Linked DNA regions of Homo sapiens: region 2 is linked to region 1. A link is a contact called in ENCODE Hi-C or POLR2A ChIA-PET data. All regions are on one chromosome and are shown on one strand. Each heading gives the region's core, a stretch centred on a gene start or an enhancer-like site at or near the end of the contact. The rest is flanking DNA. Distances are from core to core; before and after follow the strand shown.

Region 1 (3,589 bases), core at 401-2,900:
TGTAAAACCGCAAACAAAAGGTCATCACATGAGATAGTTTAAGGGCATATTTGCCAGGAAACTGACCAAAGCTGACCTAATCTGTTAGGCCTCAGTGTTCTCATTTGTAAAATAGGATCATAATAGTATCCACCCCTCTAAGTTGTGCTGAGGACCCAAGGGCAGAGCATTTGGCACACAGTAGGTGCATAATTGCTTAAAGAGGGATGTCCACAATAGTACTGATATCATGCCTTTCTGGGTTGTTAATATTTTAAGTATCATTAAATACACAAATATATATCGATCTCTTTGTCCCCTCCAAAAGGGTTCCCAGCAAACGGTCTGAGGTGATGAGCAATGCTGTGGAAGGAGAGATATTCGTCTAACAGTTTGTCATTCACCAAGAGGTTTATATTTGTTATTATAAGGACTTTTGTGATTATTATTCATTGGGCTTCATTAACAATTCTATGACACAGAAAACAGCTTTACAGACAAGCGAGCTGCGGCTTAGGGACATTAGCAGAGCACCAGACCACACAGTGAGACAGTGGCCTCACAGCCTCGAGGCTCTCCTCGGTGTGGATGGCTTTCCCCTGTGGGAGCTGATGCCTTTCTGTGGCTTCCTCTCCTTCCACCACAGCCAGAGGGGCAGTGTCAGGGAGTGTGAGAAAAGGGTGTGGAAACTGAGGCCCAGAGAAGAAAAGTCACCGCCTGAAGTCACAGGCTCCTCTGCCCCTCACCTCCCATCAGGGGTCCCTCCCTGGCACCCACTTTCTGCCCACCCTCCGCTCCTCCATCACCTCACCTCGGGTTCTCAGAGAGACAGCCTGCACAGCAGAGAGCCCTGGGCTCCTTTGGGTCCTGGCAGACGGTGGGAGGGCACCCAAAGGGAAACTCATTCTCATCAGGGGCCGGGCGAGGACTGCTGCCTGAGCTGGAGGCCATCTCAGGGTTCCAGGCTGGCCAGAGGGCCTGTTTAAGTTGCTCCAGGGCAGGGGACCAGCCTTGTGGAGTCCTGGCCTGGGCCTCACTCTCTGGTGAGTAGGAGCTCTGATGACTTTATCTTCTTCTCTCTGGCTTGTGTGGTTCAACGTCACAGCTGAGTCACAGCAGGGATGGAGCAGGAATTACCCTTTGTGGCGATAAAAATCCCCTGGATGGTGACTGAAGGCTTTAGGAGTGTCCAGTCATTTTTTTTTTTTTTTAGAGTGAGAAAAAGCAAGAGAGCAAGTCAGAGAAAATGACCCGTGTCACAGACTCTCAGAAAGCACAGTGAGAGTTCCCCTGGTTGAGAATCGCAGGCTGCCGCTGGCTTCCCCCACTTCCCTGGGCACATCGGAGGAGGGGGCCACAGCTGGTCCCTGGTCTGTGTTCCCTGGCACCTCTGAGCAGCCTGGAATTCTCAGTGGGGGTGCTCACCTTCCTGGTGGAAATCCCCAGGGTGTTGGAGACAGGTCCAAAATTTCAAGTTCTAGGCGCTTTTGCTCTGCTCTGTTTGGAGTGTCTGGGTGACCTCAAGGAGAAGTCACTTCCTCACAGTGGGTTCTGATGACTCCATCTGTAAAAAAGAAGTTGCAACAGGTGGCCTCTGGGCTGTAAGATTCTGGGACCCTATCTTGCCTGGGACTGAGGCAACCAGAAGGAGCAGGAAAGCCCTGATGAAATCCAAGGCCTAGGACCACAGACTCCTCAGGGCCCTCCCCACACCACCCCACTCAGGAAGTCATAGGTGGCTACATGCTCCGGTCAGGTGCCACCACTTTACTGCCTCAAGGAGAACAAAGCGCTAAACAAATGCAAGATCACAGCAGCTGGTCTCAGCATCCAAGTGGGATGTAGATCCACATTTGCAGGAAAAGTGCACTGGGGAAACGATGGCTCCCAGAATGTGTACTGTGTGCTGGGCAACAGTTTCCCTCCAAATCCTTACAGCAACCTGCAAGGAATTCTTCTGCAGCTGTATATAGGGTCAGAGAAGCAAGATGCCTGGTCCAAAGGCACACAGCCTCTGGTAGTGGAGTGGGATTCACACCAGGGCTGTGGGGCCCCAAGCTCTGTGTGCTTGGGATGGAGATCAGAGTACCCAGCTCTTGTCTCATCTATCAAATGGAGAAGACAATCCCTACACATCTTTCCATCCTGCTTGGCTGCTACAGAGGTTTTGCAAACTTTCACAGTGGTTTCAGATCATGGGTTTTGAGGTCAGACAGAGCTGAGTTGAAATCCTGGGTCCACTGCTTACTAACTGTGGGCCCTGGGACAAAGTCCTTAACTTCCCTGAAACTCAGATTCTGCATCTGTAAAATGGGACAATAATACCTATTTCACCCATTTGTTGTGATGACTAAATGAGATAGTGGGTCAAAGTGTGGTGTGTAACCCAAGTGAAGTACTTGAATGACATTTGGCTCAGATGGTGACTACAGGCCTTCCAGCTCCTCAGAGAAAAGGATTAAAGTGGTGCATTATGCTTATACTGTGCTTTCACGTCTATCTACTGGAGCCTCAACAGGTGGGCAGGGCAGGTCATCTGGCCTGAGATACATTAAACTGCCCACCTGCCCTGGTGTAACACCAGGGCTGCCACAGGCTGGTGGCAAAGACAGCACGGCATCTTACCGCCACAATGTACATCAGGACCTCCACCCCCATAACAAACGACCTCCAGGCCTGCATCAAGACTATCAGAAGACACTCCCTTTTAACTGTGTACCCCATACCTGCAAGCTTTCCTGCAGCCAGCCCTACCTGTTCCCTCCTTCCCCTGGTTTGGGATAAAACAGGCACCCAAGACTTCTCTCCCCATCTGTGGGTCCCTTCTCTCCCCTCCGGCCTCAATACCACCCTCTCTACCTGCTCATTCCCACGGACATCAAAACGTGCGCAACCTGCTCTAATAAGAAAAGGGAAAAATAGTACTACTTTTGGGTACCGTCTTACGTAATTTTACAGACATCATCTCATCTAATTTTCACTCTGTGAAGCAGGTATTGCCATCATCATCCCCACCTTACAGATGAGAAAACTGAGGCACAGAGAGGCTAAGCGACTTGTTCAAGGTCTCACAGCTAGTGAGTGGGGACCCCTGAACCCAGAGCCAGTCCTGTAACCACGCACGCTTTTAAAACACTCTTTATTCTCGTCTCCAATTTCTACATCTACTCTCGCCTCACCTAACGGTAGAACTTCTAGAAAAGATTGTCTATACAGGCACTTGGATCTCCAGGGAATCATCTCTCCAAGTGTATACGCATGTCGGGGACGCCAAATGCCCTGGGCCCGCCCCAGTTTCTATCCAACCAGCCCTCCTGCCAGCACCTGACCCGGCTCTCAGCCCTTCCTTCCGGAATCCCTTCCTTTCCCCGGCTTCCCGCATCCTCTGCGGGGAATTCCCCCCGCGTCTCTGGTGGCTCCTTATCCGTCTCCTTGACCCCTTTCTCTTCTACACTGGGCCTCCATCGGCTCCATCCACGAGGAGTCTCTCTGCGCCGCGTGTCCCCATCTCCCACTCGTCCTTTGGGGCGCCCCTGCACCAGACCCCACTCCCACGGGAAGTCTCCGTGGGCCGCCCCATGATGAGGCTGGGCGCCCCGCTCTGTGATTC
Region 2 (3,589 bases), core at 540-3,039, 1.0 Mb after region 1:
TAACAATCCTAATCACACGATCGTGAAATGAGATGATGAGTGCAAAACGCCTTGGGTGACCTTGACTCACCCCCATCCGGAGGCAGGTTTGAATTAACAAGTTACTTAAGTAGTGAGTGAGCACCGCTGACCAATGAATATGTGCATAACAGCAGTCAATTTAGGGATTCCCAAAGGTTTCTGGACATGAGCCTGGTGACAGTCAAGGGCCAACTGTATTATAATTACTTATGTATCTTTTTCTCCCTTCTCAGAAACAGGCATGAGTAGCCTGGCTCTTCTTAGGCGTACGGACCGTAACAGACACTAAGATAAAGGTTTGTTGCATCAATAACTGAAATAAGATCTATGTGGATGTGTGAGTCCGTGAATGCAGGAAAGACTCACCACTTCCCCCAAACACTTACCTCTCCCACTTGTTAATGCCCAAATTATTTTACCGAGGGACAAAACCTTTTATTTTACAATGGAAGATCATTTAGGCCTCAGCAAAATGACAAACTGCTACATTTCTCAGATCTTCATGGTTGCTCAAGAATGATCAAAATAGTAAATGTTACACCTGCAGGTGTCTAGAAGCCAGAGCTTGTATCTATTTTGTTTAAACATCTGTCTCTCCACTCTCCAGTGAGCACCTCAAGAAAAACATGATGTCTCACTGTTCCCATCACTGTCCCCATCATCATACTTACTGGCCTCATTGCACTTGTTTTCTTTCTTTGTATACTCATGTGATGCCTACCTACCTCCTTTGAAATCCAGGCTTCGTGGGAATAGACCATGTAGGTTAGCCTTACAGGTCTATCCCCCTGTGCACCCCACACAGGAGATGCTCAGAAAATGTTTGTTGAATAAGTGAATGAATGATTCTATAAGACTGCCCATTTCTTTCTTCATGTCTGATCAAAGAAAACTCAATCCTTGTATTATGAATAGCTAACAGTGAGAGAGTCAAAACCCAGATTAATGGACATTTACAAATTCCTGATCAAAAGTGATTTTATACAATTGCATTTTCCTGGAAGGAAGAACAGACTATGACCAAATTAACAAAATGATAAAAATAGCATAGGAAGGCTGGTTGCACCATGAATAATCATTGAAGGACTAAACTTTTGCCCTTGGGGTAATTTTAGAATTTGGGACTTCACTAGTATAGCAAGAAAATATTGAGTTCCGGGCCTGGTGCGGTGGCTCACGCCTGTAATCTCAGCACTTTGGGAGGCCAAGGCGGGCAGATCATTTGAGATCAGAAGTTTGAGACCAGCCCGGCCAACATGACGAATCCCCGCCTCCACTAAAAACACAAAAATTAGCTGGGCATGGTGGCAGGCACCTGTAGTCTCAGCTACTTGGGAAGCTGAGGCAGGAGAATCACTTGAATCCAGGGGGCGGAGGTTGCAGTGAGCCGAGATCGCGCCACTGCACCCAGCCTGGGTGACAGAGTGAGACTCCATCTCAAAAAAAAAGGAAAAGAAAATATTGAGTTCCTTTAAGTGAATTGACAGTAATGGTGTTTTGTTTAATACATAATATACTTAAGCTATATTTTCAAATTATTTTTATTATTTTCCAGATGCTTTTAAACAAAAATACAAATTCCTATGTCATAAAGCGTGGTCCATTGGCAAATGGAAATCAATAAGCAAGTGACAGTGAAGAAGCTATTGAAAAGAACAAGGACATAGGCCAGCCCCAGGTTGAATTCCAGCCTGGCCCACACTGGCTATGTGACTTTAGGCAGTGACTCAGTTCTCTGAGACCAGGCTTCCTCTTCTGGAAAAGCAGTATTTGCAAAATCCCGTGAGAAATCGACAAGATAATAACATTTGCAAAGAACCCACACTGCTCTGGGCACCATAAATAGTAACAGTAATGTGTAACAATAACATTCATCTCAGAAAAATGTGGCATCAGCAAAGAACTGGAAATGCTTGTTTTCAGGGTTAAAAAAATACCATTAGTGTTTCTTCACTAAATAAACTAGTAATTTTAGTAGCCCAATCTGGAGGCCTGTGGTTTAACAAGCAACTAATTAGAAACTGGTGCTCCCTAAGCGCTGAGTGACACCTGCTTTTAAAACTGTACCCACAGAGAGGAGTCGGGTGCAAGGGACAGTTGCTGGCTGTGCTGTCTCCGGAAAATACAGCTTAGGAGCAAATCCCAGATGATCTCTTTTAATAAAATCTTCTCTGAAAAATACATGGGTTAATAATATGAACAAAGGAGGTTTGCTGAGGTCCCATCAGTTTAATTCCACCCAGTATCAGATTATTCCTGCCAGGATGGGCTGTGAAAATAATGAAAGCAATAATTAAAAGTAAATTATGCAAATGGCAAGGGCAGGAATGGTAGATTGGGAGATTGCTCGGAAGGAAGAGTGATTTGATCTGATCTGTTCAAGGAGCCGACCACAATGATGCTCTTACCCACCCACTGAGCATGCCTCTGCCATTCCTCCTCTAAAGTGTCCACGAGGTCCTCCTCTCTGCCCACAGGGCAGATCTAAAGCTCCTTAACCTGGCATTCAAGGTCCTTTATAGTCCAAATCCCTGCCAATCCTTCCAAATTCATTCCCTCTGCTTCCTACACCACCCCTTCCATCTATACCGAACTACTTACAATTTTCCAAACTCACTCTACATTTAATGATTCCATTCAGGACAGTATTGGAGAGAAAATTTATTTTAAAAGTCAATGTCCATGTCCCTTAAAGAAAGTGATCCACAATTTAACAACCATGGATAAATCCTGCCATGGGAACTGAATCTCCCTGTGAAATTTCTGGAAATTACAAACACACTCCACTTCCCTGGAAAGTCACCCTTTCAAAAACTTATCCCTCTAAGTCACAGTCCTGAACATGGAGGTAAGATAGAATCGCCTCCCATCCACCCATCCTTCCTTCCATCTTTCGAAAATATAAAAAAAACTCTATGTGCCAGGCCCCATGCCAAATGCCAAGGGCATGAATGCATCCGATGTGGTTCTGAGCCTTGAAGAGCTCACAGGATGTTTAAACCATAAATCCAGCATTCCTTCTGCTGGGTTCATAACGGGCACTAAATAAGTATTTGTTGAATTAAGACAAACAGGTAAACTAATAATGACAATATAATACAGGAACTACTGTGCCAGAGTGGACACACAGAGTGCCCTGGGCCTGGGGGTGAGATGTGCAAAGGCATAGAGGCATCAAAAAGCGTGGCATGCTTGGGGGTCTCAACAAGCCGACAGGAGCTGGGGAATGAGATAGGGAGAGAATGGTGGGTAGAATCCCAGAATCCTTTGCTCCTGGGCCCCCTTCCCCTGGCATGACCTCATCAGTTTCCACTTAAGATCCACACAGGCACAAAACACGCACACAGCCCTCTGGTTTTGCCACAGCTCATGGCCGACTAGGCAAAGCAGGTGGGGCTTACAGAGGCAGGGGCTTTGACCACGGGAATCATACCTGGGGCCAGCCTTCAAGATTTAGGAAGACGAAAAAGTTCTTGTGCAAAAAACAGTTACCAGGTTACCACACAGTACAACAGGCTGGGAAGGCTATCCTGTAACCCCTGCTGTGTGCTAAGCCCGCTGACTTATT

The links. A loop is a pair of places that touch in the nucleus more often than their neighbours do. ChIA-PET counts read pairs that join two places held with the same protein, here RNA polymerase II (POLR2A).
Region 2: a loop to region 1 is called in a map of OCI-LY7, with 4 times the contacts of the local background. The contact joins the enhancer-like site here to the promoter of TRAF1 in region 1. A Hi-C loop is called at or near these places in 1 of 168 maps with a recorded cell type or tissue (OCI-LY7). POLR2A ChIA-PET finds 5 or more read pairs at or near these places in 1 of 52 experiments (B cell).

What each region holds. Positions count from the first base shown.
Region 1 is chr9:120,925,146-120,928,734 of GRCh38, forward strand. TRAF1 (TNF receptor associated factor 1) reads right to left here and starts at 1,651. Exons shown (of 8, transcript NM_005658.5): 1 at 1,405-1,651; 2 at 791-1,156. The coding sequence starts at 930. RefSeq lists enhancers at 280-803, 400-469, 930-1,269, 1,610-1,929.
Region 2 is chr9:121,943,047-121,946,635 of GRCh38, forward strand. All of the region lies in intron 6 of TTLL11 (tubulin tyrosine ligase like 11), which reads right to left. Among named protein-coding and RNA genes, the nearest start is that of TTLL11, 150 kb to the right of the region's middle. Within about 2 kb of position 1,790, at least 4 of the 41 ENCODE cell types and tissues checked have a DNase peak (open chromatin) inside an H3K27ac peak, as active enhancers do; they include B cell and OCI-LY7, where a contact is called at or near this core.